Linked DNA regions of Mus musculus: regions 2, 3, 4, 5, 6 and 7 are each linked to region 1. Evidence: chromatin loops called from intact Hi-C (ENCODE). Cell type or tissue: left cerebral cortex. All regions are shown on one strand. Region 1 has its middle 91 kb from the start of Map3k7. Region 2 overlaps Bach2 (BTB and CNC homology, basic leucine zipper transcription factor 2). Region 3 holds the start of Mdn1 (midasin AAA ATPase 1). Region 4 overlaps Mdn1 (midasin AAA ATPase 1). Region 5 has its middle 38 kb from the start of Bach2. Region 6 has its middle 73 kb from the start of n-TGccc3. Region 7 has its middle 8.1 kb from the start of Bach2.

Region 1 (4,000 bases):
GACCTTGTCATTTCAGCTAGACAGGCCAGGCAGCTCTGAAGTCTAGCTTTTATGTAGATTTTGAGGATCTGAGCTCAGGCAGGTCTTCATGTTTTTGCAACAAACTCTATCCACTGAGCCATCTCCCCAGCTCCACCTTGCATTTTGAGACTTGGTGGTCTCTCAATGAGACCTGGAACTCAGCAGCTCCGGCTCCCAGCCAGCAAGCCTTAAGGATCCTCACAGCTCGGCCTCCGTAGCGCCGTGACGACAATGAGATAGTGCTACATTTGACTCTGTAAAAATAATCTAACAGTTGTGCTCATGTGCGCGTGCGTGCGTGCGTGCGTGTGTGTGTGTGCGTGTGTGTGTGTGTGTGTGTGTGAGAGAGAGGGAGAGAGAGAGAGAGAGACCATGTCAGAGGACAACTTTATGAGTTTGTTCTCTCCCTCCAGGGATCAAGCTCAGGTGTCAGGCTTACCCAGTGAGCCATTCAGCTGTCTCAGGCTTGAATTTTCTTCTTCTTTTTTTTAAGTCAGTAAATATAAGAAAGTTTTAAATTGCCCTAAAAGGCAATTTAACACATGGGGGAGATTTTTGAACCTATCACTTTGGTACAGGGCCCAGATTCTGTGACACTGGAGCCTAACTCTCATTGTGAGTGTGACCACTGAGGAGAAGGCTGCCCATGGAAAGCGCTATTTGATAGTCTTAGGGCCAGTGATTCAAGAGAACGAGCCCGCATCTAAAATCCAGAGAGCCTCCGCAGATAAGGAATATTTCCCTGAAATCAAGTGAAGGATTTTTTTCTTTAATTCATTTTTTTTACAGTCCATGTTTTATTCACCCTTCATCCCCCCTCCGACTGTTTCATATCCCACACCTCCTCCCCACTCCCATGTCTCCACATGAATGTCCCCATCCCCCACCCCACCTGACGTCTAAACTACAGTCTCTTGATGGTTAGGTGCATCATCTCTGAATGAACACAGACCCGGAAGTCCTCTGCTGTATGTGTGTTGAGGGCCTCATATTAGTAGGTGTATGCTGCCTGGCTGGTGGTTCAGTATCTGAGAGATCTCAGGGGTCCAGATTAATTGAGACTGCTAGTCTTCTTACAGGATCACCATTCTCCTACGCTTCTTTCAGCCTTCCCTAATTCAACAACAGGGGTCAGCAGCAACCCATTGGTTGGGTGCAAATATCTGCATCTGACTCTTTCAGCTGCTTGCTGGGTCTTTCAGAGGGCAGTCATGATAGGTCCCTTTTTATGAGCGCTCCACAGCCTCAGTAATAGTGTCAGGCCTTGGGATCTCCCCTTGAGCTGGATCCCACTTTGGGCCTGTCACTGGACCTTCTTTTCCTCAGGCTCCTCTCCATTTCCATCCCTGTAATTCTTTCAGACAGGAACAATTATGGGTCAGAGATGTGACTGTGGAATGGCAACCCCATCTTTCACTTGATGTCCTGTCTTCCTGCTGGAGGGGGGGCTCTATAAGTTTCCTCTCCCTACTGTCAGGCATTTCATCTAAGGTCCCTCCCTTTGAGTGCTGGGAGTCTCTCACTTCCCAGGTCTCTGGTATATTCTGGGGGGTCCCCCTAACCTCCTATTTCCTGAGGTTGCCTGTTTCCATTCTTTCTGCTAGCCCTCAGGACTCAAATGAGGGATTTTTAAACGTGATAGCAGGAGTTAAAAGGGAAGCAAGGGACATGCATTTACAAGTAAGTCAGAGACCAGAGGGCTGAGGACACAAAGATGTTACCTGGAGATAGTGAGTGGCCTCCTTCACGCTAGGCCAGCACGGAGCTACTGAGGCAACGCCGTTGCTTCTGCGGATTCCCGTGCTCCAAGAGAAACGGGGCTTTTTCCCTTCCCCAAAGACACTCTGCCAACTAGACCCCAACTGGACCGCCGGATGCGTAAACTGCCCCTGTTCTATGATTCTCATACAAATTTGTCAGTGATTTGCAGACACTATGAAGCAAAATTAGAGAATAATCATTAAAAGCTTCCGACAATATGCCTATCCATAAATTCTTCAAGAGGAAGATGAACCACCTTCACATAGCACGGCCCGGGACCTTACCGGCTCCAGCCATGCCTTCTCTAGCCACTAGATGGCAGTACAAGCACAGACTTTCAAAGGCCCTTTATTGACAGGGTAGCGACAGCCAGCGCTACTAATGAGGCTGGCTTTGTTTTTGTTTCTTTTTTGTCTTCCATAACTTCGGGTTTCTGGTGTCTGATTCGATGTTTTGGGCCACTTGGACTTTCCACTGCACTTCCAGCCCCTTCCAGAGGCTTCATCGTTTTGCTGGGGAGATAACACCGTGGAGCCTTCTGGGAAATTGACTATAGGGATTTGAGAAAAAAGCTTGACTTCCGGCACCCTGGATCAGTGGGTTCATTCTACGAGCTCCATCCAGGTCACCAGCATCCAAATCACTTCCCTGTCGGGACCAGATGTTCAAAGGAAAATCCCGATTCAGAAGTAGGGAATTTCCTAGAAGCGATTTTTAAAATGTATGTTTTTGTGTGTATGTACATCACATGTGTGTGCGTGACCATGGATAGCAAAAGAGGTTGCTAGCGTTTCTGGAACTGAAGATACAGGAGGTTTTGAGCAGCAAGGCACGAGTGCTGGGAACTAAATTAGAATCTCTCGGAAAAATGGGATTCCCCGGAAGAATAGCAAGCATTCTTCAGCAATGAGCCATTTCTCTCTCTCTCTAGGAGCAAAAATTTCCCCCAACTGGATCCTAAGAACCTTGTTCCAGAGGAGAACATCTCTGAGGGTAATTGAGCAAGCTACTCTGGGAACGTATGCCCCAAGCAGAGTTATAATTATTAGTATTATAAGTATTAGTACGTACTACATAAACAGTAAGTGCTGTGCCGAACTCTCTATGAAGATTACCTCATTCACTCAATAACAACTAGCGCTTGTTCCAAGCACTTGAATTTTAAACCGAGTCTGCCTGAGTGAAAACTGTTGTTGTCTCAATGCATACATATATAAAACACAGGACCCTGTGACAGAATCCTGTCCCTTGTGCCTACCGATCCTAAGTTCTAGTTCAGAATGCTTTGATGAAGTCCAAATGCAGGTATGCCTAGCCACGTCCACCAAACAGGAGTCTTCTATAAGTTCCAGTCCAGGGGACACTGGGTCAGATGGGGCCAGCCTGAAGACCAAGGAATTCAGTAATGGTTGGGCTCTGATCCCAAGTGAAGGTGTGTGTGTGCTCAGGGTGGGGTTGGGGTGGGGGTGGACGGGGTACTGTGCTCCAGATAAAGAGAAAGGGCTGGGAAAATCTGATCTCTGCACTCAGTTCTGACAACTCTGGTTCTCATCAGGGGAGTGGCCCTCCTCCTCAGTGCCTCTGGGTTGAGCCCTGCTTGCTTAGATCCTAGAATCCTTTGGAAGCTCAGATAGCATAAGCCTGCTGACGTTAGTCCCACTCGTGGAAATGTAGCCCAGAACTGCACATCTTCATCTGGGTTCGGTACCCACGTGCGTGCTCATGACTTGCTTCTACCAGTCTGTGTCAGAACAAGATGAGAGCACTGTGGGTAGGGGTTAGAGGAAACCCTTCCCTTTGAGAGTCCGTCTTTCCTGGTTAAATACTGATCTGGGGTACTTGCAAGCTTATTTTATTCCCTGGAAATGCATAACTTTGGCAAGAGTAGATTGATCTTCCTTCTCCCCTCCCCCTTCCCCCTTCCCCCTCCTCTCTCCCCTTCCCCCTTCCCACTTTCCCCTTCCCCCTTCCCTTCCCTTCCCAGCTCCCGATCTCTTGCCTCCACCCCCTTAATGCTGGGATTACAGCAATAACCTGGTTTACATGGTCCTAGGCATCAAACCAGGGCTGGAGCACACTAGGGAAGTACTGTACCAACTGTGATACATTTCCAGTCTCCTTTCTTGTCCTTTTTCTTTTTTCCATTCATTTCTTCACTTTTAGCTTTCTTTTTCCTTTTCTTATTTAAAACGTCACTCCCAATTTGTCTCTGAACAGG
Region 2 (4,000 bases), 370 kb after region 1:
TGTAATCAAGCGAGCTTTTAAATATTTCAGGTAGGAACTAGCAAAATCTCAGGAGCAATTAGCTTCCATTGTAGTTTCGCTCCCTAGCGAAAACATTGCCTACGCAGTGCTGATCCATCATCAGGGTGACCAACGCTAACAGGCAGAAGACAGTCAGCACTGCGTTCATTAGTTTTTGTTAATTATTTTCTGTTTCATGTATATGTGCCCTTCTCTGTCTTTTTCCTCCCAACAAGGTTTTCTATTACAAGTTAAATATTATTTTATAATGTAAGGGCATAGCTATAAGCAGCACATAGCTCGTGGTCACCCTTTCGAAGCCTTGGGGTTGGACAGTGAGAGTTCAGACTAGACGTTGCTTCAGCCTCCTCTGTGACCTTCTGGGATGCGGTTCTCATTCATCAAATTAAGAGAGAAATTGTGACAGTACCTTGACTTTGCCTCACCTGGGGCGCGATGAAAGTGATGAATGGGAGCAATAAACACAGAAGTTACAGCACAGCCCAGAAGCAGCGAGGGTTCACTGTGAGCAGGGAACGGATTTTAACTGCAGAGTCCCTTTTCATGTTGATTCTGCCATCCTAGGTACCAAGGCTGATTGTAGCATACATATTAAGGTCAGCAGATTTTCTGGGTTTCAGTGTTAGGACCTGGCAGTCTGTAGTGAAGACAGACATTCCTCAGGTTAAGGACCAAGATGGTTTGCCTTTTCTTACAGCCATATCTCATCCCCCACATTGTATCCAGGCTGTGCTTTATATGCGTTCTCTCTCTCTCTCTCTCTCTCTCTCTCTCTCTCTCTCAAGAAAATCCTTTTCTTAAGAGATTCTTCTTAAGAAGAATCCTTTTCCTCAGAGAAAATCCTTCCAGGTGACTTTCAGAGTTCCTGGCATTACAGTGCATGCATGCACAGGCACACACGCACAGGTACACATGCGCACACTGGCACACAGTGGCACACACATGCACACACTGGCACGCACACCATTACCTTTGCCAGCCTCACTGCACTTTGCCACTGAAGCGTCTATGAGAATTATAGACTGGAGAAGGTGATAAATTAAACTCTGGCTGTGATTTCCTACCTCACCTTTGGGGGGGATGACAAAGGATCTGAAATTCATCCGGTTGATACACTCTACTTCTTCGTATGTAACAGTGGTTTTAACCTGTCCTTCATGTGCAGTTTGAGGGTAGTGGCCAGGCTGGGCCCATTATTCCTTTGGTTGAATAATATAAAGAATTTGCAATGGAGATTACACTAATGATGTATTTTAAGTGCATGTCCGCATTGGTAGTTTAGTGCTCTCAGTCATGAAATGCTTTGGAGTTTATTTCTAATGGGTAAATGCTCAGAAAAACTGAAATTTTCAATAAGATTGACATTTGGAGTAAGAAATATAAATCTAATGAGAGCATTTCAACCAAGGCTTGTAATTAGGGCTGAATAGAGTAAATTTATACATGCTCGCTGCAGAAGGGCACGGCGGAAGGTGAAATTGCATGCTCTTCTGTGAAGGAGCGAGGAAGGCCAATGTATCAGTGTCAGGCCGTGACACCAGAGTATAAATGACACTGTCACCAAGTGCTGCACTGGGTACCAAGGGAATTCCACTCGAGTAAATTACATTACTTAGACAGACCTGAAGGCACCGTGCTGGAATGAGTGCAGAAAAGGAGAAGTCTGTCAGCACAAAGCTGAGAACGTTGCCATATAGCCAACTGCAGGATGCACAGCGCTGGCTGTGTGGGACCTGGAAGGGACAATGTTCCGGTCTGTTGTTAGCTTATAGACGTGACAGATATGTACAGTTGACCTAGAGAATGGGTATAAGCTGATTTCTGTGATCTGGTCAGCATTGGGTTTCCCTTATTATTTACAGTTGGGTGGCAATAGGGGGTCAGTGTACATTTGCCATTCTTTCTTTTTCTCTGTTGTGAGAATCTAACCCCTGCCCCCTCGGTAGCACTGTTCACCTCATTTCCAGCCCCACTGTCATAAAACACATGGTCGCCATGGTCAGGTGGAATGTGTCTGTAATCCCACCTACTGGAGAGACAGAGGCAGGAGGATTGCATAAGAACTCTTTTTCTCACACTGTGTCTTTCTGAGAGTTGATCTGTCTTAGCGTTTCTGGGCAGGAACTGGGAGAAGAGATGAAACATCAGTGATGACGCCATCTCCTCTCCTCACTTACTGAAACATGCGCTGGTCTCCTTTTGTCTGGCTGGGATGCCAGTCAGTCCCTGAAGAAGCCAATCACAGGGACTCTAGAATCAGTCACTCACTCCTTGGCTAGGAAGTAAATTGTCCCAGAGAGAGTAGTCTGAAACATCAGGGTGGCTTTCTCAGCCATGTGTCACACCTTATCCTTCTTGAGACACCCCTAAACAGCCTCTTGGGGGACACGCTGCATGGAGAACATGGACTCTGCAGGTTATCTCCACACGGGTTACATGGCAGGTGTTCCGCCATCTTCCTAACACAGGGCACATTGGACATCAGAGGTGGCACTCAGGCTTGAGTTTTAGTCTTTCCAAAATAATGCTGTGTCAGAGGTGGAATTTCATCTGCGTTTTGTGCCTGTATAGACTTTATTCATTTAATCATGGGATTTAGGAAAGCCACCTTACTTGGAAAACTAGGTTTGAGGGCAGGAGAAGAGAAAATGACATATTTTCTAATTTATTTAAGTATACCCACCTTTAAATTACTTCAAGACGCTCTGGTGCAGCTCAGAGGTAGAGTGCTTACGCAGGACATGCAAGGCCCTAGGTTCCATCCCCACTAATGCATAGGTATGGGTGTCAGTCTGGGATTCTGAAGTGACATCTGCGTAAAAGCTTCACACGGTGTCCATGTGAAGCCTGAGCTCACTGAGCGCTTACTCATCAGCCGTGGGAAGTCAGCCTCGCCTGCACTGGCATGTCCCCGTTTCCATCGCATTTCACTTGTGTGCTCCACAACATCAGTAGGGGAATTGTATGTGTGTCTTGGTGTTTACTACAAAGTTACTACGTGACGTTTTTCCCCTGGCTTCTCCATGACAGCCTGCTACCCGAACTACAGCTCTGAGCTCCTGTGAGCTGAACCCTGGTGAAAGAGCTTTGACAGCATCTAAAATGTTTGGAGCCTCCCTCCATTCTGAAGAGCCTCCTTTGTTCCAACTGCCCTACCAGTGTTGTTGTTGTTGTTGTTGTTGTTGTTGTTGTTCTTCTTCTTCTTCTTCTTCTTCTTCTTCCTCCTCCTCCTCCTCCTCCTCCTCCTCTTCCTCCTCCTCCTTCTTCTTCTTGCGTCCAAATTGGAAAGGGAGCAGGGGGCTCTCCTAAGGAGGAACGGGTCTGTGGAGGATTGCGAGCACTCATTCAGAAGCTATTCTTAGTTCCCAGAACTATAACGAGGCTGGGCTTTTTGTCCTGCTGAAGCTCCATTAAGGAACGATCCCTCTACCTGCCACCTGATTCTGTTTTCCCCAAGGACGCCTGGTGTTTTCTTCCCTCATATTCTGAATGGACTGGCTTCTGAGTCAGGCGCATCTTGCAAGGCAGTGAGTCCTGTTGCCGTGATGGCTCACCTACTCCTCAGCTGTCCTCTGAAGTCTGCATTAGCAGCGCTTGCTGCAGACCTGGATTCATCGTCAGAAGTCAGCCTGTCCACGGCAGCAACTTACCCACATTGTCACGCCAGTGTTGGCAGCTGACCACTGCTGCCTTGCACTGCTGTGTTCCTGGGCTCCCACTGCTGCAGATGAGAAAAAGAATGCAAACAACAGAGTCCCCCACCAGAGCCCATAGCCATGTTCCAGAGGACAGTGAAGTCATTGTTCAGAGGTGACCTAAGGACGAAAGCATTTAAACAATAAGCCCTCTTGTGAGATGTGGTGAACTATGCACTGCAGACATTGTGAAGTCCTCTGTCTCGGGGAAGGCAGTTTCTGCACGGGTTTCAATACCTTCTTGACAGCCATTTAGGAGAGGAAAGTCACTTGTCTCACAATAG
Region 3 (4,000 bases), 600 kb after region 1:
CAGCAAGGCTACACAAAGAAACCCTATCTCAAGAAACCAAAAGAGCAAAAGCATGGCTACTTGTGACTGCCTATAATTGCAGTTCCAGGGGATCCAGGCCCCTTCCTGGCATCTATGGGCTTCTGCATGGTTGTGCACCTAAAAAATGCAGGTCCACACATACACCTTGTGATGGACACTTTCAATCCTAACATTTGAGAGGCAGAGGCAATCTAAATGTGGGCCTAGTCTCTTGTATATATCAGGTTCCAGGACAACCATGGATATATAGTGAGATCCTGTCTCAAAAGAAAAAGAGAGACAGAGAAAGAATAGAGGGACTCCAGACATGACTCAGTAGTTAAGAACTTGGATCCTCTGATTGTTAAATGCTCTTAACAACTAATGCATTTCCCACCCTCCCCCCAATGAATCTTTTTAAAAAGAAAGTAAAATTAAAGAATGAGTAAGCTGAAAAATCAGGTCAAGAAACTCCCAAAAGGAACCCAAAAGGAAAGCATATTTAAGAAATATAGAGGACAGAAATAGATGTCGGGCAGTGGTGGCACATGCCTTTAATCTCAGCACTTGGGAGGCAGAGGCAGGTGGATTTCTGGGTTCAAGGCCAGCCTGGTCTACAGAGTGAGTTCCAGGACAGTTAGGGCTACGTAGAGAAACCCTGTCTCCCTCCCACAAAAAAAAAAAAAAAAAAAAAAAAAAAAAAGAAAAGAAAAGAAAAGAAAGAAAGAAAGTAAAGGAAAGAAATGTGCTGATACTGAAATAATAGACAAAAAAGTTTAAATAGAAATAAACCCACATGGTACCAAATGAGAGACTACATCTAGATATGTGCTGATATCTAAAGACAGTAAGAAAACATCTTAAAAGTTTGTAAAGTACTAGAATAACTTTTTGAACCAAATTTTCCTTGATACAAAGTATTAAAATACAATTGCCTTTCTAAAGTGAAATCATAGGTATGCAGCTGTAGTCATTAAGTAAACTAAGATAAACGCTATACAATAAAGAGAAACGTCAATGGTGCAAGTGTACGAGTGTACACTCCTGAATCCCCTGTTTCATCGAGCATCAAAAACCATCAATCTTAGTTCTTTTCTCTTCTTTTCTGTTTTTTTGAGATAGGGTTTCTCTGTGTAACCCCGGCTGTCCTGGAACTCACTCTGTAGACCAGACTGGTCTTGAACTCAGAAATCTGCCTGCCTCTGCCTTCCAAGTGCTGGGATTAAAGGCATACACCACTGGCCGGCTAGTCCTTTTCTTGTACTTTATTCTGTATCCATATCCTCTGCATCTGATTGGATCCCTGGATTTTATTTCATTTTTGGTGTGACACTTTCCACAATATACCAATCTGCTGCTGCTCTGGGGGTTGAATGCCTTTCTGGGTGTTCATTGTTAGTGCCTCCACAGCTGGAAGAAGCTTCCTTTCTCTGCACTTAGAGTAAACTTTTATCCAAGTTCTTTGGGTGGGTTTCAGAGATTGAAATCAGTTTGCCAGACTTAGGGGAAAGCATCTTTTAACTGCTGAGTCATCTAGTCAGTTCTCACCACCAAAAAGCAAAGCAGCCAGGTGTTAAAGTCACGCCTTCAATCCCAGCCCTGGGGAGGCAGAGGCAGGCGGATCTCTGAGGTCAGAGGCCTGCCCTGTCTACAGAGCAAGTTCCAGGACAGCCAGGGTTACAAAGAAATCCTATCTCAAAAAAACAAAACAAAACAAAAACTGGTGTGTGTGTTGTGTGCCACATGTATGTATGTATGTATGCCACAGAGGCCAGAAGAGGGCGTTTTATCTCATAGAGATGGAGTTACAAATGGTTGTAAGCTGCACTATGCTGGTAATGGGCTTCTTTATTGTCAATCCCTCTCAATATATTTTGTTTGACATCATTATAGGTTTAACTTGTTCGTGACCTTCATCTTAACAATTCTAACTTTGTGCACTCCGCAGCCTTTCTGGAATCATTATTACTACGGGGAGTATGCGCGAAGTGTGTGAAGGCCCACACGTGCCATGGTGTAAAATAGAGGTCACAAATCAAACTCTGGGCATCAGGCTTGCATTACAAGAGCTTTTAGCCGACTAAGGCATCTCACTAACTCCTACTCTTTTTTTAATTAAGCAATTATTTCCAGGATTTGTAAGAATACTTCAGGGCCATTTTTCTCAAAAGGTCACTCTTTTTATGGGCAACAATCTTGGACAGCGAATCCGCTTATCTTTCACACAGGACCTGTGTTGATACAGAGTAAGTCACTGTGCGCTTAGGTCGCACGCGCCGGCAGCTCCTCGTTTGGCGACGCGAATTTCACTCTCAGAAGGATCAGTCAACCGGCTAACCTCAAAAGCTACTTCCGCTTCCCTTCCTACTAGCAGTGGCGCGGCAGTGACGCATTTCCGCCCACGGGGGCGTGGCAGTAGTCGCGCCGCCGCGGGTTGATGACGCAACGTGAATTCCTTCACCACGTGTGTGTCTGCTTGCCGGCTTTCGGGGGTCTTCTTGCCGTCGTGGGTTTTCGGCCGTCACCCCGCGGCCCCGTGGCCGCGGCCGGAGACTATGGAGCACCTCTCTGTGGAGCTGGTATCCGGGCCGCTGCGGCTAATCGCCGCCAAGAACGAGAAGAGCAGCGGCGAGCTGAACAGGTTCCTGGCCAAGTCGGTGAGCGTGGGCGAAGGGAGGCGGGCCCGGGTCGCGGAGCGCCGAGTCCCGGGAAAGGGCCTTTGTTTTTCGGGGTCAGCTTCCATTTCCTCGCCCCCTGCCCGGCGCTCAGGCCCTGGTGGAGTTCATGCCCTTCAGGAATCGGCGCGGTTGGTTTTTCTGCGAGGCTGCTTCTGTCCGCCTCCCCACCCCCCAGACACGTGCTTTTCCTTCCCTTTCCCCACCCCTCGGATGCTTTTAAGGATGCTTTTCTTTACTTTGACCCTTTGGCCCACTGACGAACATCCATAGTATTTTTTCTGGGCGTCTCAATACACCACTGAGGAGACGCAAAAATCTTGTCTCTACACCCGGGGAGTTCGCGTCTTCTTCGGTGACCGTTCATAACAAACAGCTGAAGGTTTTAACAAGACAGTTAAATTGGGAGATGAAAGACTTTTTAAATTTTATTTTTTTTATTTTTATTTTTTTTACCAAATGAGTCATGTGTTTTCAAGAGCTTTGCCGTATTGGCTTTTGCCTGAGTTGAGCATCCTTACTAGACAAGTTTTCACTTTGCGTTTTAATTTCTTTCTAAGTTTCCTTACCTGCTCTGTCTGTAAGCTTGAGTCAAGAGAGACGTGATTTTAATTTTGTAAAACTCTCAGCCAAGAGTGCATAAAGTACATACACACTCCATTGTTTTAGCAGTCAACAGCAGTGTAGCCCATCCAGTGGTTCGCAACCTGTGGGTCGCCTAAGACCAGCATATTTACATTACGATTCATAACAGTAGCAAAATTACAGTTATGAGTTAGCAACGAAAATAATTTTATGATTTGGGGTTACCACAAAATGAGGAACTGTATTGAAGGATTGTAGCATTAGGAAGGTTGAAAGTCACTGTTGTAGATGAATGAACCTGAGCCATTTGCAGCATTGTAGAATTCGCCAGAGAAAATTCTGAGAGTTTTTCCCGAGGTGTTGAACCTACTTTCTGTCACTGAATTACACCCTTAGCCAAAAGGCATCTTGTTTGTTTTTTCCTTTTGAGATAACATCTCTATTATGTAGCTCTGTATGTCTCCGAGTTCACTGTGTAGACCAGGTTGGCCTCTACATAGACTGCTAGGATTCAAGGCAGGTGTCAAGACCAGCTTGGCTCAAAAGGCTTTTCTGATACTAAATTGAATGTGAAAAACCAAACCTAGTGGGATACATCTCCTGGATGTCTGTCCTGTGTGGCTCCCTTATCAAAATTGCTGTAGGTGGACTCAGCATGAATAGGCACTCTAGAGAGAAAATGGTTTTTTTGTTTGTTTTGGTTTTGGTTTTAAGAGACAGGGTTTCTCTGTGTAGCCCTG
Region 4 (4,000 bases), 620 kb after region 1:
CCCTCTTCTGGACTCCATAGGCAGCAAGTACACATGTGGTGTACAGACACACACACACAGAATGCCCATACACATAAAATAAAATGGTATCAGTTTTTTAAAAATAAAAAGGGCACCTCACACTTTTGCTCTACACAAAAATAGTTTTTAAAACATGCAGAGCATATCCTCCTGAGTTTGGCTCACACTCTTGTTATATAATGTAATGTCAGTAGAAGCATTGTTGAAGAAATTAACTGTGTTGTTTGTGGGAAGGGCTCTCCTAATAGTCTTTCCATTTCTCACATTTCTTCTTAGGCAAGTGACAGGAGTTCTTCCCTGGAACAGGAGCTGGCTCTTAAGTCCTTTGTGTTGGTTGAGTCTGTGTGTAAAAATCTTCAGCTGCTAGCTGTTTCAGTGGCTTCTCAAAATGCTGTGTTGTTGGAAGGACCAATAGGAAGTGGCAAAACCTCCTTAGTTGAACATTTAGCTGCAGTGACTGGTAGAACGAAACCTCCTCAGCTTCTCAAAGTCCAGCTTGGAGATCAGACAGACAGCAAGGTAATTAAGAAATGGCAAGTATTGCTGGTTTGGTTTGTTTGCATATATCAGCATTCTAATGTTTTTGCTAAGGGAACATAGAAATAGTTATTGCCCTTGTTTCTGACTTTTAGAGCAAGCTTTGTAAACCTCACATGCCTTCTTCCCTTGTTGAAATTTCATACGACTGTTTTGTTGTTGTTGTTGGTTTTTGTTGTTGTTTTTTGTTTTGAGACAGGATTTCTCTGTGTAGCCCTGGCTGTCCTGGTACTCACTCTGTAGACCAGGCTGGCCTCGAACTCAGAAATCCGCCTGTCTCTGCCTCTCAAGTGCTGGGATTAAAGGTGTGCACCACCACTGCCCGGCTCATACACACACACACGTCTTTTCAAAGCCTTGCTATCTCAGGTGTTTGATTTCTCTAATTCACCTCTTTCTACAGATGCTACTAGGCATGTATCGCTGTACAGATGTCCCTGGAGAGTTTGTATGGCAGCCTGGCACCCTGACACAGGCAGCCACAAAAGGTTACTGGATCCTTCTGGAGGATATTGACTATGCTCCTTTGGATGTGGTATGACGTTTTGCACTTTACTCTGCACATTTTGTCTTTGAAGAACGTTTTGTCCACAGCGCTTGGGGGGTGTTTTGGTGTTCTGAGTTTTACATGATACATTTTAAGAAGCTCATTCCTAGTTACCTACTCTGACTTGAGAACGTGGGTTTCTTCACTTGTCTTGTGTTGCACAGAGTGTTTATTGAGTTTTGTGCTGACTTGATAGTGATTAAGTAAAGTGAGCTGTCTAATGCTTGATGGGAGCAGTTAGTGATACAATTGGACCTTTGAGATCAGCTTCCCAGGAGTGGCAGCTATAGAAGAGGGCTACAAATGGCTCAAATGCTTGTTTTTTTGAGATGCTTTTGATTATACAGTTGTGTTCCTGTTGATCTCAGATTGACATAGCTCTTTCCTATGCAGTCATTATAGGAGCATGCCACAAGGTGGCTTACTTCTGCAGTTAAGTGGCGGTCTGTGTTTCTTCTGAAATCCTTAAACTATGACCAAAGGTGAAGCTCTACATTAAGTGTGTATTGAATTGTAAATAACTGGAGAAGACAAATAATGGTTATGTGTTGGGAGGGGCATTCCTCTCCCACCAAATCTAGCTGGTTCTGGCTCGTTCTTTATGATTTAGTGAATCTTTTTATCTTTGGAGCAGGTTCAGTGAATTCTTCTGAATTAAGCTTATCATGCTTTTTTGGCCATTTGCATCTGTTGGTTTTAAAAGTCCTAAGTCCTGTGTACATCCTACTGTCTTGATTTTTTTTTCTGGACCACAGTAGCACTCAGTGACTATTGAGTTAATAAGGTGTACTGGAGTGCAACTTAGAAAACAAAAATGGATTTGATTTCAGTTTGCAGTGTGAAGAAAACTGGATGGAGCTTACTTTAAGGATATGTCCATCATTTGGACATAAGTGGTGTTTGCTTGTTTGCTTATCAACTCTGTCCCCATGACTTTATCAATGGGGTTTTGTGATTTAGGTTTCTGTGTTGATCCCTCTGCTGGAACATGGAGAGCTTCTGATTCCTGGCCACGGCGACTGTTTAAAAGTAGCTCCGACATTTCAGCTGTTCGCAACCAGGAGGTATGTGTGACTCTCTGTCCTGATTCTCAAACCAGGTTCGATCTTTGTTTTGCTGAAGTCATTTATTGCTGAAGTCATTTATGCTTCAAAGAAACATCTTATCATTGATATCTAAACACACTGTGGCATTATCCCAGTGATTTAAAAACAATTTGAAAAAATTCTATCAGTACTTTTTAAAAAAAAAAGACTTGTGGGTCAAGTAACCTACCCTAATTTACCTGTATCTAGCAGTAAAATGGCAGCTTTATTTATGAATAAGGAATTGTATAGCAGTCATCCTATTTCTGATTTCACTTACCATGGTTTTAGCTGCTCAGTCAGTAGGATTTGAAAGTATTAATGGAAAATTAAATAAAAATTTACAACTTTTCGCTGGGCGTGGTAGCGCACGCCTTTAATCCCAGCACTTGGGAGGCAGAGGCAGGTGGATTTCTGAGTTCGAGGCCAGCCTGGTCTACAGAGTGAGTTCCAGGACAGCCAGGGCTATACAGAGAAACCCTGTCTCGCAAAAAAACCAAAAATTTACAACTTTCATAGTATTGTTCTAATTGGTTGTTTAGAGTTTAGTAGATTTGTTGTAGAGACTTGCTGCACTACAGGCTGTCATCAAATTCAATAAGATTCTGTTTCTCCCATGGGGATATTATACTTTATTCTTGTTTTGCATAATTAATAAAACTTTACCATTGGTTTCTATGTGTAGAATTTGTACTGTCTGGTTTCAGTCATCCGTCATAGATTTTTGGGGGAGTGCCCTGTATATGAAGCAGGTTGACTGTAACTCAATATGAAGTCTGAACCTTTCATGTGCCACTGTTTGAATTCTCTCCTTTACAATGCAGGCTCTTGAGCTGTGGAGGAAGTTGGTACCGACCAATGAATAGTCATGCTACTATGCTAGACAAATACTGGACCAAAATTCACCTGCATAATCTGAATAAGAAAGACCTGAATGAGGTATGCAGCTTTGGATAATAAGAGGCTTTTGTTTCTATTTTTCATCATGAAAATTCCAGAAGCTCCACATAGGGATAAATATAGGAGCATGCCTAAATGAAATATCCAAAGTCTAGTTCCGAAAAAGACATCTAATGCTCTGGAACTAGAGATACTGCACTTTCAAACAGAATGTTGATCTCAGCACACCTAACAATTTTTATTCTTTTTTTTTTTTCTTGGATGTTTTGTTTTGTTTTGTTTTTTTTTGAGACAGGGTTTCTCTGTGTATCTCTGGCTGTCCTGGAACTCACTCTGTAGACCAGGCTGGCCTCAGAACTCAGAAATCCACCTGCCTCTGCCTCCCAAGTGCTGGGATTAAAGGCCTGCGCTACCACTACCACCACCCCCTCCACCACCCCCACCCCGCCTTTTCTTGGATTTTTTTGAGGCAGAGTTTCTCTTTGTAGCGTTGACTGTCCTAGAATACTCTCTGTAGACCAGCCTGGCCTTGAACTCACAGATATTCACCCATCTCTGCCTTCTAACCTCTGGGATTAAAGATGTATGTCGCCACTGCTCTGTCATTTTCTGAAACTTTGTGCCCCCATTATATCTTGACTAGGGGCTGTATTCTATGCTGGCAATGTCTACTCAGCTACCTGTGACTGACAAGTTCCTTTTCTACTCCTTGCAATCTTCCTTGTCTCCCAAGCATCCCTGACCACATTGTTCATTTGGCAGACAAGGCAGATGAACCTAGGGTTTCTCTTTTATGTTAATTTCCCTATCAAACAGAAGTGAATAGACACATCCATCAATATTTTATAAAATGTTGGTTGGGTAGTACGTCTGTGATGTAGAATTTCCAAGCCCCAGGTCCAGTGCTAAT
Region 5 (4,000 bases), 320 kb after region 1:
ACAAGATACCTCACCCTGAGGGTTCTTTAAAAAAAAAAAAAGAAGGAAATTATTTACTTATTTTATGTATGTGAGTACAGTGTAGCTGTACAGATAGTTGTGAGCCTTCATGTGGTTGTTGGGGATTGAGTTTTCAGGACCTCTGCTCACTCTGGTCAACCCCACTCGCTCAGTTTCTGCTTGTTCCGACCCAAAGATTTATTTATTATTATACATAATTACACTGTAACTGACTTCAGATGCACCAGAAGAGGGCATCAGATCTCATTAGGGGTGGTTGTGAGCCACCATGTGGTTGCTGGGATTTGAACTCAGGGCCTTTGGAAGAGCAGTCAGTGCTCTTACCTGCTGAGCCATGCCAGCCCAGCGGTGTTCTTCCTTATTGTCAGGGCCACCCTGGTTTGTTGAAACTGTAGAAAATAAAGAAAAAAAAAAGAGAATGAAAATGCACATCTCTTACCCAGCAGTTAACTACTGTTTCCTTTACAGACTTCGTAGCCTATCTCCCTTGTGTCTCCAGGAAATGCATCTGAATATAAGAAGGAAGGTCTGCCTGATCAAATGCTGTCATCCATGGGTGTGTGTGTGTGTGTGTATGTGTGTGTGTGTGTGTGTGTGTGTGTGTTTATACCATCCTCTAATTAGATTGAGGAAAGTCTCCAGCCTTCCGCACTCTTTCCCTCTCCATTGCTTTCAAACAGCTTAGTGCCATCTGGACAAAGACTTGTTTCCTAAAACCAGCGATGTCAGTGAATCTGGGTGCTTGCAGAGGTTGCTTGACAAAATTACTGTAAAGTATGCATGATATTACTCAACAGAAATGTAGCCACTAAGCCTTGGATGCAGTCATGAGGAGCGATTTTTTTAAGTGCACTTTTCAGAGCAAGGCAGTGGGTGGTTAAGAAGTGGAGACCCATGTAGATCAAAGGATAACACCAGATTTTTGTGTGTATGTACATAGATATGTCTCCCACAGGATCAGATGTCCAGTGACAGCATCATATGTTAAGTCACAGGTTCCATCTCAGACAAGGAGAGTGTTGTCATGGTGATGAATCTGAAGATGAAAACAAAACACTCAAACTTTCCCTATTCCAAAAGCATTTACAAATCAATTCTTCTGAATAAAATGTAATTTTCAATATATATATATATATGTACATATATATAACTAAATTGAATTAGCTATGATAATTTAATTACATTACTAAGAGTTTACAAATTTAAATCAGCTGAAGTTTTGTGTTCCTTTTTCCTGTTTGGTTTGGTTTGGGTTTTTTGTTTTTTAAGACAGGGTTTCTCTATATACCCTGGCCATCCTGGAAATAGCTCTATAGACCAGGCTGGCCTCGAACTCACAGGGATACATCTGCCTCCCCAGTGCTGGGATTAAAAGCATGCACCACCATCACCTGGCTTTGTATTTATTATTATCTGTATTGTCTCTGTTTACTTATAAGTAAAATGGCAGGGAAAGAAAACATTTTTCTTATGTTAAATGTCTACAAATAGAACTGCTGAATCAGGAGCTTGCCGAATTTTGAGGTCTTTATTATAAATTGCCAGGTCACATCAGCCAGGAATACTTTTCATGACATGTTGGGAAGTTATTCAAATATCGTCCTCTTGTGGCCATGTCTTAATTAATCCTGAGGCATCTTCAGCACGATCATCTTATTGCCTTCTGGAAGGTTTGCTCTCCTGTCCTCGCCTCGTTCCTCATGCCCTCCATTTGTAGGAAATGCAAGCCAGAAGATATAATGTCTACCCTACTGAAGTTCCAGGCCGCTATGAAGGTGCATGGACATGTTAGGCCGGGATCTCCTGCGAGTGACACTGAATCTTTAGCAAGCATCCCTACGTTCCTTTAAGATAGAGAACCCATGATTTCCCTTGAACTCAGAAGAACCCCAGGACTGTAGCTGCCTGGAACTGTGTCCTTTTCTTTAAATCAATTTCATACTGATCTTCACATTTTATGACCTGACAAATGAGGAAACTTGTAAGGACTTCATTGGGGAAGAGGTTGCTGGTTGCCTACAAGGCACCTTCTCCATACAGAATTTTTCTCATGGCTGAGTTGGTGGCCAAACAACCACATTGTTGCTAACTCTAAGACATTTGCTGTCTGTCTGTCTGTCTGTCTGTCTGTCTGTCTGTCTGAGCTATGACTGATGAGATGTACAGAGCCGTGTCTGTGGCAGTTCTAGAAACTCTTAAGAGGAAGGGGCTATGCTCTCCTTTACTGTTTTAGTCAGTGCTCTAGAGGGGCAGGATGGGTAGAAAGAATATGAATACCTACATACATATAGATATACATATAGATATACATATGCATAGGCTGTGGCTCAGCTGATCTAACAATGGCTGTTACCAACAGAAAGTCCAAGAATCCAGTAGTTGTTTGGTCCCCACGGCTGATGTCTCAGCTCTCTCTTAGTGGGGCCTGTCTTACTCCTGTCTGCAACCATGATCTTACCGCTGTTGTAGCCTCCTGCTTGCCAGCTTCCATTCCTCTGCTCATTTTCTTTCTCTAGTCTCATTAGCTGTAGGAGACTTCTTGGCGGAGTTAAAGGCTACCCTCCCCACTCATGGAAACACCACTGGAAGTATTGAAAAAGAAGAGGGTAGGCTTCAGAGTTCCGAGGCTCACGTAAATTCCAGGAGAGGGCTTCACTGGCTGAGCACCTCACCCCTACCCTGTAGCATGGCTTCACTGAATACCCCACCTCGCCCTGCTTGTTTCTAGCAAGCACAGTAAATGGGGTTGGAGAACCGCAAATGGCTGCGCAGGGGACTGATAAGGCAGGGTATATCTTCCAGAACTTAGAGCAAGGGACAGTGTTTTTCACCACAACAGAGTAATAAACATGCTAAGGCCACAGGTATGCTAACTGTGACTTAACATTATATAGCTTACACAGTATTGAAGGGGGCACCTGGTACTCAGAATCTACAGTCTTTATATACATTCCAACAGTAACATAAAAATAAATCAGTAATTCCTTTTTGTGTTTTTTTAACAATATATTATGGTCATATCCTTTCTCCTTCCCCAACTTCTCGCAGATCCTCTCCTACCTCCATATACATCTAACTTCATGTTCTTTTTTGCTATTAAAATAACAAAAACAACAAAACAAACACACTCACAAAACAAACAAACAAACAAAAAACAAACCATGGAATCAAATTTATATTGGACAACTGAGCACAGAGCCTGCCTTAGAGTGTGGCTGATATATATAATGTCACTCAAAGCAATAATTCGGTTTTTTTAAAAGATTTATTTATTTACTTATTTGTTTGTTTATTATAAGTACACTGTAGCTGTCCTCAGACACACTAGAGGAGAGCATTGGATCCCATTACAGATGTTTGTGAGCTACCATGTGGTTGCTGGGATCAATAGTTCTTAATTTGAAAAAAAAATAATATCTATTCTGTGGGCAATTATTTTGGGCACTGGGTCCTAAGCTGTGAGGAAGCCTTAGTCCTAAGGCCTGGCCCACATGTAGCCCTGAAGATGCTGGAGGACTCTGTCTCCATGGTGATAGATAGCAGCAGACAACAGTGGCAGTGCTCTTCCTTAGGGATCACGCATTAAGTTTTTCTCTCTCTTTCTGAACATGAGGAGGGACACACGGTGAACAGACACTTTTGATCTGGTACCTTGTAAGGCCTCCACAACTCTACCTCCGTGAAGTCACCTTGAGAGGAAGCAAGGAAATAAAGTGGGCTTATCCTGTTCACTCGTCATGCTGCCATGTTTGCATGGGGAGGAGGAAGCAGAAAGGAGGGGGTATTCCTTCCAGAATGCTCTTCTTTAGCTCAGCATCCTTGAGTTACAGATGAATCTCTCATCTCCCGGGTCTATCTTCTTGCTGTTAGACCCTGGGCTGATACAAACACTGGAGTCGGTTTCACACATGGTCCTTACTGTGCCCTGCGCAGGTATGTGCCTCGCCTCTCGATACCTGGAGGGGAGCTTTCCCCCCAC
Region 6 (4,000 bases), 250 kb after region 1:
CTGCCCAGCAGTCACCACTATCCACAGGTAGCCAAAGTCCTGGAATTAAGACTAGTGCACATTGGTAGATGCTATATGTGAACAGTCCATATTATTTCAAGAGCCAGTGTAAAATGTAAAATATCTCATTAATAATTTGTATATTAAGACAGAGCATATTAAAATAATATATGCATACTGTTGTACTATAATATATATTACTTATAATATATATTTTATATATATTTGGGCTAATCATCTGGGTTATTTCCTAAAGCTTTCTAAATTACAAGTTCTCTTTGGCATCATTCTCTAAAACCTGCAAAAACAGAATCTTAATGGCTCTGTTAGCTAATGCAGCGTATATTGTGATTACGAAAGTATGGATCCACAAAGGCAGTGGGCTTAAGAAGTTTGCATAGTTAGTGGCCTTCCTGGCACCCTTGTTAGACTGAATAAACAGAACTCCCTGACAGATCCTCTCCAGTCTACCATGTGGGACAATCTGACATTCTGGTGAGTCACTTTCTAATGATAGTCTTTCTTTCGTTTTTTCGTATGTAAGAAACCAGCGTTTTAAATAAGATGTGGCAAATATTAATCCCTAATTAATGATCTCTTAATGCAGCAAAATGAATTGCAATTTCTACAGAAACAAGGAGACAATTTTTATGTATATCAGATACCCCAATATGCAGTTAAAAGAGTATAGAGTGCTTCAAATCCTGTGAAGGCGAAGCTCTAGGAAAATCCTATCAGTTCCAACAGCATGTACCATTTCTGCATGCTGTTAAAGTGCAGGCCTGGGGAAGCAGCTATGTTGGCAGAGTACTTATCTAGCATGAACAAAGCCCTAGGTTTGATCCGCAGCACCACATCACCCAGCATAACACACATAACACATTTGTAATCCCGGCATCAGGGGTTCAGGCAAGAGGAGGGAGATTATTTTTGCTGTGTGCTTTCACCCCTGGAAAATGCAGAAGGAAGAAGGCATTCTTCGGTCAGTCATCAGTTGCCTGAAAATGGCTGCGAGCTCCTGTTCCAGAGTGCCTGCCTCATCTGTCTCCCTGTTTCGTGTCTTGAAGTGGAAAGAACCATCAGAAAATTAAACAATAGCAGTCGAATACCTAGGAGCAGGAGGGATTGATTCCTGAAGTGAGTCAGGGGTGTGTCATCCTGTGTGACACTGACACCAAGCTAATTGAATGTTGAGACAAACATGCGTTTGCCTGTGTGTGTGTGTGTGTGTGTGCGAGCGAGTGCGCACTCACACATGTGTGAGTTAAAGCCTTCCTGTCAGTATGTGAAGTGACTGTGAAGGGCACCACAGCAAACTCTGGTTCTATCAAGAATGTACCTATTTTTAACATGCTGGATCAAGTGTCTGCAGTCATAGGGGATGAGGAAGGAGTAGAGAATGTGTGTGTGTGGGGGGGGGGAGACTGACTTGAGGAGATTCTGTAAAGGACCCTCTGGCGTGTTTACAGTTCAGCTGTGCATTCTTAATGGCTCCACTGCTGCCAGGTCAGGTAACATTTTCTTTGCATGTGATGAATGGCAGAGAATTCTCTTGCAAGGGAACCAAGGAGCTGGGAGGGGGGAAAGGGGAGGACAGGGATAAGAAACACACAGCTCCAGAGGGGTACAGCCCTTGCTTTGCAGTTGCCTGTGTGGATAGAAACCAGATGGCATGCTGGAACACCCGCTTGGCTATCTGAGGAGCCAAACATATGGCTAATGGTGGGGAGAGCGAGCCTCAGAGCCAGAGCTTTGCTGATGTTTCATATTACAGATTGTTACAGTGTGTCATTACATGGCAAACCTAAGTGCTTAATACCCACTGCAGGCGCTGGCCATACACTTACAAGAAGGACTGTTAACTCTTTGCTGGCTCTGAATGGAGGAGTGACATCATCGGGAGACTGAAAATGTCTGGTGTGGAGGAGAATTTTGTAGTGGAAACAATATTGTTTTAAAACGTGAGAAGCCATCACTCCACTGAATTCAGCTGTGCTCTGAGAACCTTTTTGTACGAGACTTTATTTCCCCTTCTCTTCCTATTTCTCTTTCTTTCTAACACACACACACACACACACACACACACACACACACACACACACACACACACTGAGGTTGGGGGGGGTGCTAAAATCAAAATCCAGGCTGCGACACCACTCTGGTGGGTCAGACAGCATGATCACCTGGAAGCCACATAGCTGCACTCAGAGGTCGCACATTTGAAGTTTCTGTTTGGGAAGCTCTGGGCAACAGCAGGTCTGTGTTATCTGAGGAGCTGCTGAGCCCATTCATCTGCTTTTCACAGCCCGCTTCCTTTTATTTTTAGCCAGATCCGTCAGGCCTGACAGGCGGGTAATTCGAGCCAGAGGAAGGGCAGCGCTCCAAGTCCTTTCCACAAAGCAATTCTTCTCCTCCCTCCTGGGAGGGCTCCAGACTTGGCCTGCTTCGGGCAGATGGATTTGTTGAGTCATGTGAGAGAGAGCATTTACACAAAAACACAGTGAGGCAGTGGAAATGAGACAGAAAGAAGGAAGGAGAGAAAAAAAGAAAGAAAGAAAGAAAGAGAGAGAGAGAGAGAGAGAGAGAGAGAGAAAGAAAGAAAGAAAGAAAGAAAGATAGATAGATAGATAGATAGATAGATAGATAGATAGATAGATAGATAGATAGATAGATAGAGTAGAGCAGCCAAAGCAGAAAGGAGGGTGAGTGAGCCAGGGAAGCTTGTGGCCTGCAGCGTGCAGCCTAGTGCAGGAATTCTGCAGCAGTCAGTGCCCGAGGAATGCCATAGAGGCTCTTGTATATAAGGTAATGTCTAGTTTACTGCATGGGTGGAACCCGGCTAGACGCTTCCTCTTTTTAGCAGAGGAAAGCAGTACTGGGAAACTTATATGTATGTATATATATATTTTTTACAAGCAGCACTCAGTAACAAAGACCACACTGTGACAGTGTTGGTTCCAGTAGCGGTAACTGACCAATGGGCTGCTTTAGAGAAAAAAATGAGTTTGCTTTGTGATGTAATACAAGTTTGCTTTGTCTGGACGCCAGCAAGACTGAGGACACAGAGGAGGGGGAAGAGGAAAATTGGACCAGGACTTTTGGTTAATGGTTTCCAGAGATCATTGAGAGAAGTTGAGTGGAGGGGGGAAAGTGGATAATGTGGAGAGTTGCTGTGAGGTATACCGTAATTACGGTAGGTAAAACAGAGCTTTTCCTATGGCTTCCGTGCTCAAGCTGATGTGAACGGTTTTGAAACGCTGAGGAAGGCATTGTTTCCCCCCACCCTGCCAGCACCCCCACCATGGCACTAGTTTCTCCTTTAGCATTTGGACAGTGAGAAGAACCAGATTCTACATTATGGGAAGCAGCATTAACTTCATGGATCGGTTTTGCTTACTCTTGGTACCACAGGCCTTTAAAACAGTCCGTGGAAACGGTCCCCGCTGCTCATTCATAAAGTTTGAATTAGTTTATATACAATAGTGCAGGAATTCTCCCGGTTTTGCAGAATGAAAGTCTGCCTAAGAGAAAAACGACCAAGTTATCTAAGTGTGCGATCCGTCCAATGGAAGAAAGCACACAGTGCAGAGATCAGGAAATACATGGACACTGAAATGGAAATGGAGAGACGAGGGAGTGACTTCATAGACAGCATCCCCGCAACCTTGCATTTATTCTGAACTCCACTAGTGCAGCCTTCCCCGCCCCCTTCTCAGCCTCCCTAGAATGTAGGTCAACTTCACCATGGCTCCTCATATTTTGTTAGCATTTTAAAAGTTGGAACATTTTGCCGATGTTTTGAGACGGAAATGTATTTAAGTTGCCTGGGTGGTTTCAGTAATTCTGGAACGGAGCTCTCACATTCCTGCTGTTGCTAGTCACCAGTGAACTGGAGTAGTCAGCATGCAGAAACAGCTTCAACTAGAACAAGCACAGCGCTCACAGTGTTGCTGATCAGACGCTCTGACGCTCACACCCCTCCACGTCCCTTCACGCTGCT
Region 7 (4,000 bases), 350 kb after region 1:
TGTGGGCATGAAACACTGTCTCCAAAGCCACAGGAGACAAAGGGGGGGGGAACAACAGGTAAGGGTGACCATGTAAAAATTAAAAACTTCTGTGCTTTTAAAGAAGACCATTAAGAAAGTAAAAAAGACAAACCTTATTCATGAGATAAAATATGTGCAACTTGCATATCTAACAAAGGTTTAGTATCTAGGCTATATAAGTAATTTTTGTAATTCAACACTCTTAAAGCAAATAACTCAATAACAAGCAAAGAATTAAAACATTTTCCAGAAAATATGTACATGAAACGACACTCGACATCATTAAACATTAGAAAATATAGATTACAGTCATAATGAGATGTCACCTTACCCCCAGTGAGATGAACGTCCGAAAGACTACCACAATGCCTGTGGGGGTGTGGAGACCCTACTGATGGATTGTAAAAGAGTACTATCATGGGAAGCGTTTTGAGCAGTTGTTCAAAATGTTAAAGAATCAGTGTATATCCCAGTACACTAACCAAGGTTCTCCAGAGAAATAGAAGGGTGTGTGTGTGTGTGTGTGTGTGTGTAAGAAAGACTCGAGAATAAACGAGAATAAATGTGTTTTGAGGAACTGGTTCACATGTTTATTGTGGAGGGCAATATTATCACTTGGACAGGATCTAGGATCATTTGTGAGACAAGTCTATGGGTCTACCTGTGGGGATTGTATAGATTAGGTTAGCTTCTGGCCAGGCATGTGAAGGATTATCTTGATAGGTTTAATTGAGGTGGGAAGACTCACCCCAAGTATGGGCGGACACATTCCCTGGGCTTGGTGTCCTGGACTGCATAAAGGGACAGAGGGGGGGTGGCGGGGGGGCGGGGGGGGGGAGTAATCTGCACACCAACAGTCACCATTCTGTTTCCCCACTTCAAATGCAGTATGGCCAGCTCAAACCTACCATGACAGACTGGATCCTTGAACTGTGAACCAAAATGAACCCTTTGAGCCTTAGGTTGCTTAAGGGCTCCATGTGTGTGTGTGTTAATTTTTTTCCAAGGAAGGAGTCATCAGGTTGTAAAAGGACCTTTGATAGGAGAAATGTTAAAACATTATTTAGAGTGCCAGGCTAATTTTCTGGCCGTGTGATACATTGCACTAAGTGGTAGGAAGATTTTATCACAGCAACAGGAAAAGTGTTGAGAAAATTAAGACAATATGGAAGCTAACAAGTCTAAACTCTGTTTAGACTCTAAAGGCAGACAGTCTGCTCTCCCTCAGAAAGGCCTTCAGCCGATTGAATGAATCCCGCTTGTATTCTAGACAGTAATTTGCTTTACTTAAAGACTACATTAGTAAATGCTAAGCCCATCTTGCTTCAAGAGCAGAAACCCTAGTGTGGACTGAATAAAGATTGCCTCACTCAGTGGTCAGAGTGAGCAGATGGCATACTCCCAAGAAGCAACATAGGAAAGACTAAATGATTTTTTTTCTTTTTAAGAGCAGAAAATGTAAAACTTAAATTCAGAGCCGGGCGTGGTGGCGCACGCCTTTGATCCCAGCACTCGGGAGGCAGAGACAAGTGGATTTCTGAGTTCGAGGCCTGGTCTACAAAGTGAGTTCCAGGACAGCCAGGACTATACAGAGAAACCCTGTCTCGAAAAATAAAACAAAACCAAAACAAAAGACCAAAAAACCCTTAAATTCAAAGGGGGGGAGGGTTGTTACTATTGTTTGTTTGTTTGTTGTTTGTTTTTAATTTGGTTTACGTTTTTCAGTGATGTAAGTGGTGGAAAGAATCAATGTCAGCAAAAAAACAACAACAAAACAACAGGAAGTTAAGTTGGATCTAAGATGACTGTAGCGCCTACAGAACATCAGCTAGACCAACACAGCAGAGACTGACCAGAGGAGCGGGTGTTCCCAACACTGTCAGCTAACTTGGTGCAGCCATGTTAACAATAGGATTGACCAGAAGCCAGGTGGCGATGTCCCTAAAGCCAAACCAGTGCTGAGGCAAACAGCACCAGAGGAAATCACCCCGAGATGCCCGGGGCCTTAGTGCCAGTGCTGGGGCCTGGGAACAACATGAACTCTAGTTCTTCTACAGATTTTAATCTGGAGTTCACAGATGCATAGAGGACCCCTAATAGACTTGAAAAGGTCCTTGAACCTTTGATTACCACATGGAGCAGTTTTGTGTGTGTTAATTTTTTTCCAAGGAAGGAGTCATCAGGTTGTAAAAGGACCTTTGATAGGAGAAATGTTAAAACATTATTTAGAGTGCCAGGCTAATTTTCTGGCCGTGTGATACATTGCACTAAGTGGTCTGGCACTCCCAAGTCTTGGACTAAAAATGAATTCTTAGTGCATGATCTCACTGCCTGCAGGGCAGTTTGATTCTGCCCTGGCATTTGATGGGACTTGTTAGAGGATTCGGAAAGGCAGGATGTTGGTACGTTTGAGGCCATTAAACCAAGAAGGAAGAAAAATATATTGTGGAGTTGAATTAAATGCTGAATGGCTAAGGACATTTTTTATGGTCTTTGTCAACACTCGGAAGGAAACCCTGCTTAGAAACAAGTGAGTGACAAACCAGCTCCGTCTAGATGCAGCATGTTGGGTAAACAAGTCGTCTTTCCAAGAAACGCCGCTTCAGTCATGCTTTGATAGTGGAGACCGGGAGGGCTGGGATGCTTGTGTCTGTGATTATAACTAGTATATGACCTAGAAAAGCATCCAAAGGTCCTTTTCCATATGGAGACCAGAGTTCCTACAGCTCTGGTGTCAAATGTGGAAAACAAATGAAGGGTGTGTCCTGGAGGCCCTGATCTATAGGAGAGATTCTATATAAAATGAGGCACAGCCCTCAAAGTGCCTCTCTCTCCAGGCCCTTGCTTTAAGTCTTATTTTTGGTCTTGATCATTAATTCCCATTACAGTAGATGGACAGTGGTGATGGTTGCTCAACCAGAAATGTACTTAATGACCACTAAACTGTTTATCTAAAATGATGAAAATGGCCAATTATAAACTCTGGATACTTTATTATGACAAAAACATAGGATAATACAGAGTGGCGACGGTCCACTTATCTTATGTGAGAAGATTTCTGTGCAGGAGAACTAAGCGTTCAGAATCTTGTCAGTGGCCAGTCTCACCCAGAGAGATCCTGAGGGCCCTGCCAGCCAGGGAAGAAGAGAAAAAGGACAGGCCAATTTCTGTGTCAGTAGGAATAATGAGCCAGGTGAGAAATCACAGATGATAAATAAAGTAGAGACGAGGATGGGTAGATTGATGTGAGATGTAAGGTGAAGATAGAACTGACAGCCTGTACTGAGGGCCTAGCCAGCAGTGAGGAGCAAAGATGGTTCGTGGTTTTTTCTGCTGGAGCAGTTGGGTCCACGGTAGCATCTTCTGTTGACATGCTGCCTCATGCCTCTCTTACCTGCCGCTCGCCTCACTTGTCTTTAAGGGCTCTCGGCATGACTTCCTGTAGCCTTTCCTTGCTTTAGCTGCCATCCTTGTGTGGCCCCACAGGGTCAGCTCAGAAACTTGTGAGTGTGGGATCCGGATGCTCAACTGTGTTGCCTGGATGGCACGAAGCAAGCCAGTCTGCAGATGAGACTGAGAGGCTGTGTGGCTCTCAAGAAAGGGTCAGAACTGTGCAGGATCTCTGTTGGCTTCTAGAAGAAAGATAGCAGAGGTCTTAGAAGACTGCAAATCTTAGGAGGAGGCAGAAAGATCTCTACAACTTGACCAAGTACTGAAGCTAGGAGGAAGAGTTAAGGCATTGTTGATGACCATCCAAGATCCAAGAAGAAACATTCTTCATGAAGTTGACAGAAGCCCCTAAGAGGTATGCCTGCTTGCAGCCCACAGTGAACTTGATGTCTGGCTGTGTGATATAGTATCCTTGAAGTCACGTGGGCACTAATACCCCGATGCCATTTGAGAACCGACTCTGCGGATGTTTTCTGGGTGGGCGTTGCCAGGGCTGATGATCCTCTCTAGAGGCTGGATTTCAGGATGA

Evidence for each region. Hi-C counts contacts between places; a loop is a spot of excess contacts. Peaks named below come from ENCODE experiments on the same cell type or tissue, not always from the same donor. Only the 100,000 strongest peaks of a DNase experiment are listed, where the experiment ranks them.
Region 2: a loop joins it to region 1, with 3.0 times the contacts of the local background. A loop is called at or near these places in 4 of 42 quality-filtered maps.
Region 3: a loop joins it to region 1, with 2.2 times the contacts of the local background. A loop is called at or near these places in 3 of 42 quality-filtered maps.
Region 4: a loop joins it to region 1, with 2.4 times the contacts of the local background. A loop is called at or near these places in 3 of 42 quality-filtered maps.
Region 5: a loop joins it to region 1, with 2.6 times the contacts of the local background. A loop is called at or near these places in 3 of 42 quality-filtered maps.
Region 6: it touches region 1 in a loop (3-fold over the local background); 2 of 42 quality-filtered maps call a loop at or near these places.
Region 7: it touches region 1 in a loop (2.6-fold over the local background); 5 of 42 quality-filtered maps call a loop at or near these places.

The regions. Positions count from the first base shown.
Region 1 is chr4:32,053,218-32,057,217 of GRCm38, forward strand. No RefSeq gene overlaps it. Among named protein-coding and RNA genes, the nearest start is that of Map3k7, 91 kb to the left of the region's middle. In left cerebral cortex, a CTCF peak has its summit at 2,092 (motif pointing right); DNase peaks (open chromatin) are centred at 2,099 and 2,535; H3K4me3 peaks cover 871 bases; H3K27ac peaks cover 790 bases.
Region 2 is chr4:32,427,398-32,431,397 of GRCm38, forward strand. All of the region lies in intron 1 of Bach2 (BTB and CNC homology, basic leucine zipper transcription factor 2), which reads left to right. Among named protein-coding and RNA genes, the nearest start is that of Bach2, 12 kb to the left of the region's middle. In left cerebral cortex, no CTCF peak of the experiment used is centred here; DNase peaks (open chromatin) are centred at 2,232, 2,912 and 3,741; H3K27ac peaks cover 998 bases.
Region 3 is chr4:32,654,696-32,658,695 of GRCm38, forward strand. Mdn1 (midasin AAA ATPase 1) reads left to right here and starts at 2,424. Exons shown (of 102, transcript NM_001081392.1): 1 at 2,424-2,657. The coding sequence starts at 2,556. In left cerebral cortex, no CTCF peak of the experiment used is centred here; a DNase peak (open chromatin) is centred at 2,402; H3K4me3 peaks cover 1,831 bases; H3K27ac peaks cover 896 bases.
Region 4 is chr4:32,668,502-32,672,501 of GRCm38, forward strand. It overlaps Mdn1 (midasin AAA ATPase 1), which reads left to right. Exons shown (of 102, transcript NM_001081392.1): 6 at 298-540; 7 at 962-1,093; 8 at 2,066-2,169; 9 at 3,015-3,129. Among named protein-coding and RNA genes, the nearest start is that of Mdn1, 13 kb to the left of the region's middle. In left cerebral cortex, CTCF peaks have their summits at 29 (motif pointing left) and 1,523 (motif pointing right); no DNase peak of the experiment used is centred here.
Region 5 is chr4:32,377,717-32,381,716 of GRCm38, forward strand. It overlaps a transcript of Bach2 not described here. Among named protein-coding and RNA genes, the nearest start is that of Bach2, 38 kb to the right of the region's middle. In left cerebral cortex, a CTCF peak has its summit at 1,615 (motif pointing left); no DNase peak of the experiment used is centred here.
Region 6 is chr4:32,301,536-32,305,535 of GRCm38, forward strand. It overlaps a transcript of Bach2 not described here. Among named protein-coding and RNA genes, the nearest start is that of n-TGccc3, 73 kb to the left of the region's middle. RefSeq lists an enhancer at 368-3,875. In left cerebral cortex, no CTCF peak of the experiment used is centred here; DNase peaks (open chromatin) are centred at 1,716, 2,375, 2,854, 2,992 and 1 more place; H3K4me3 peaks cover 1,057 bases; H3K27ac peaks cover 2,714 bases.
Region 7 is chr4:32,407,324-32,411,323 of GRCm38, forward strand. It overlaps a transcript of Bach2 not described here. Among named protein-coding and RNA genes, the nearest start is that of Bach2, 8.1 kb to the right of the region's middle. In left cerebral cortex, a CTCF peak has its summit at 1,956; no DNase peak of the experiment used is centred here.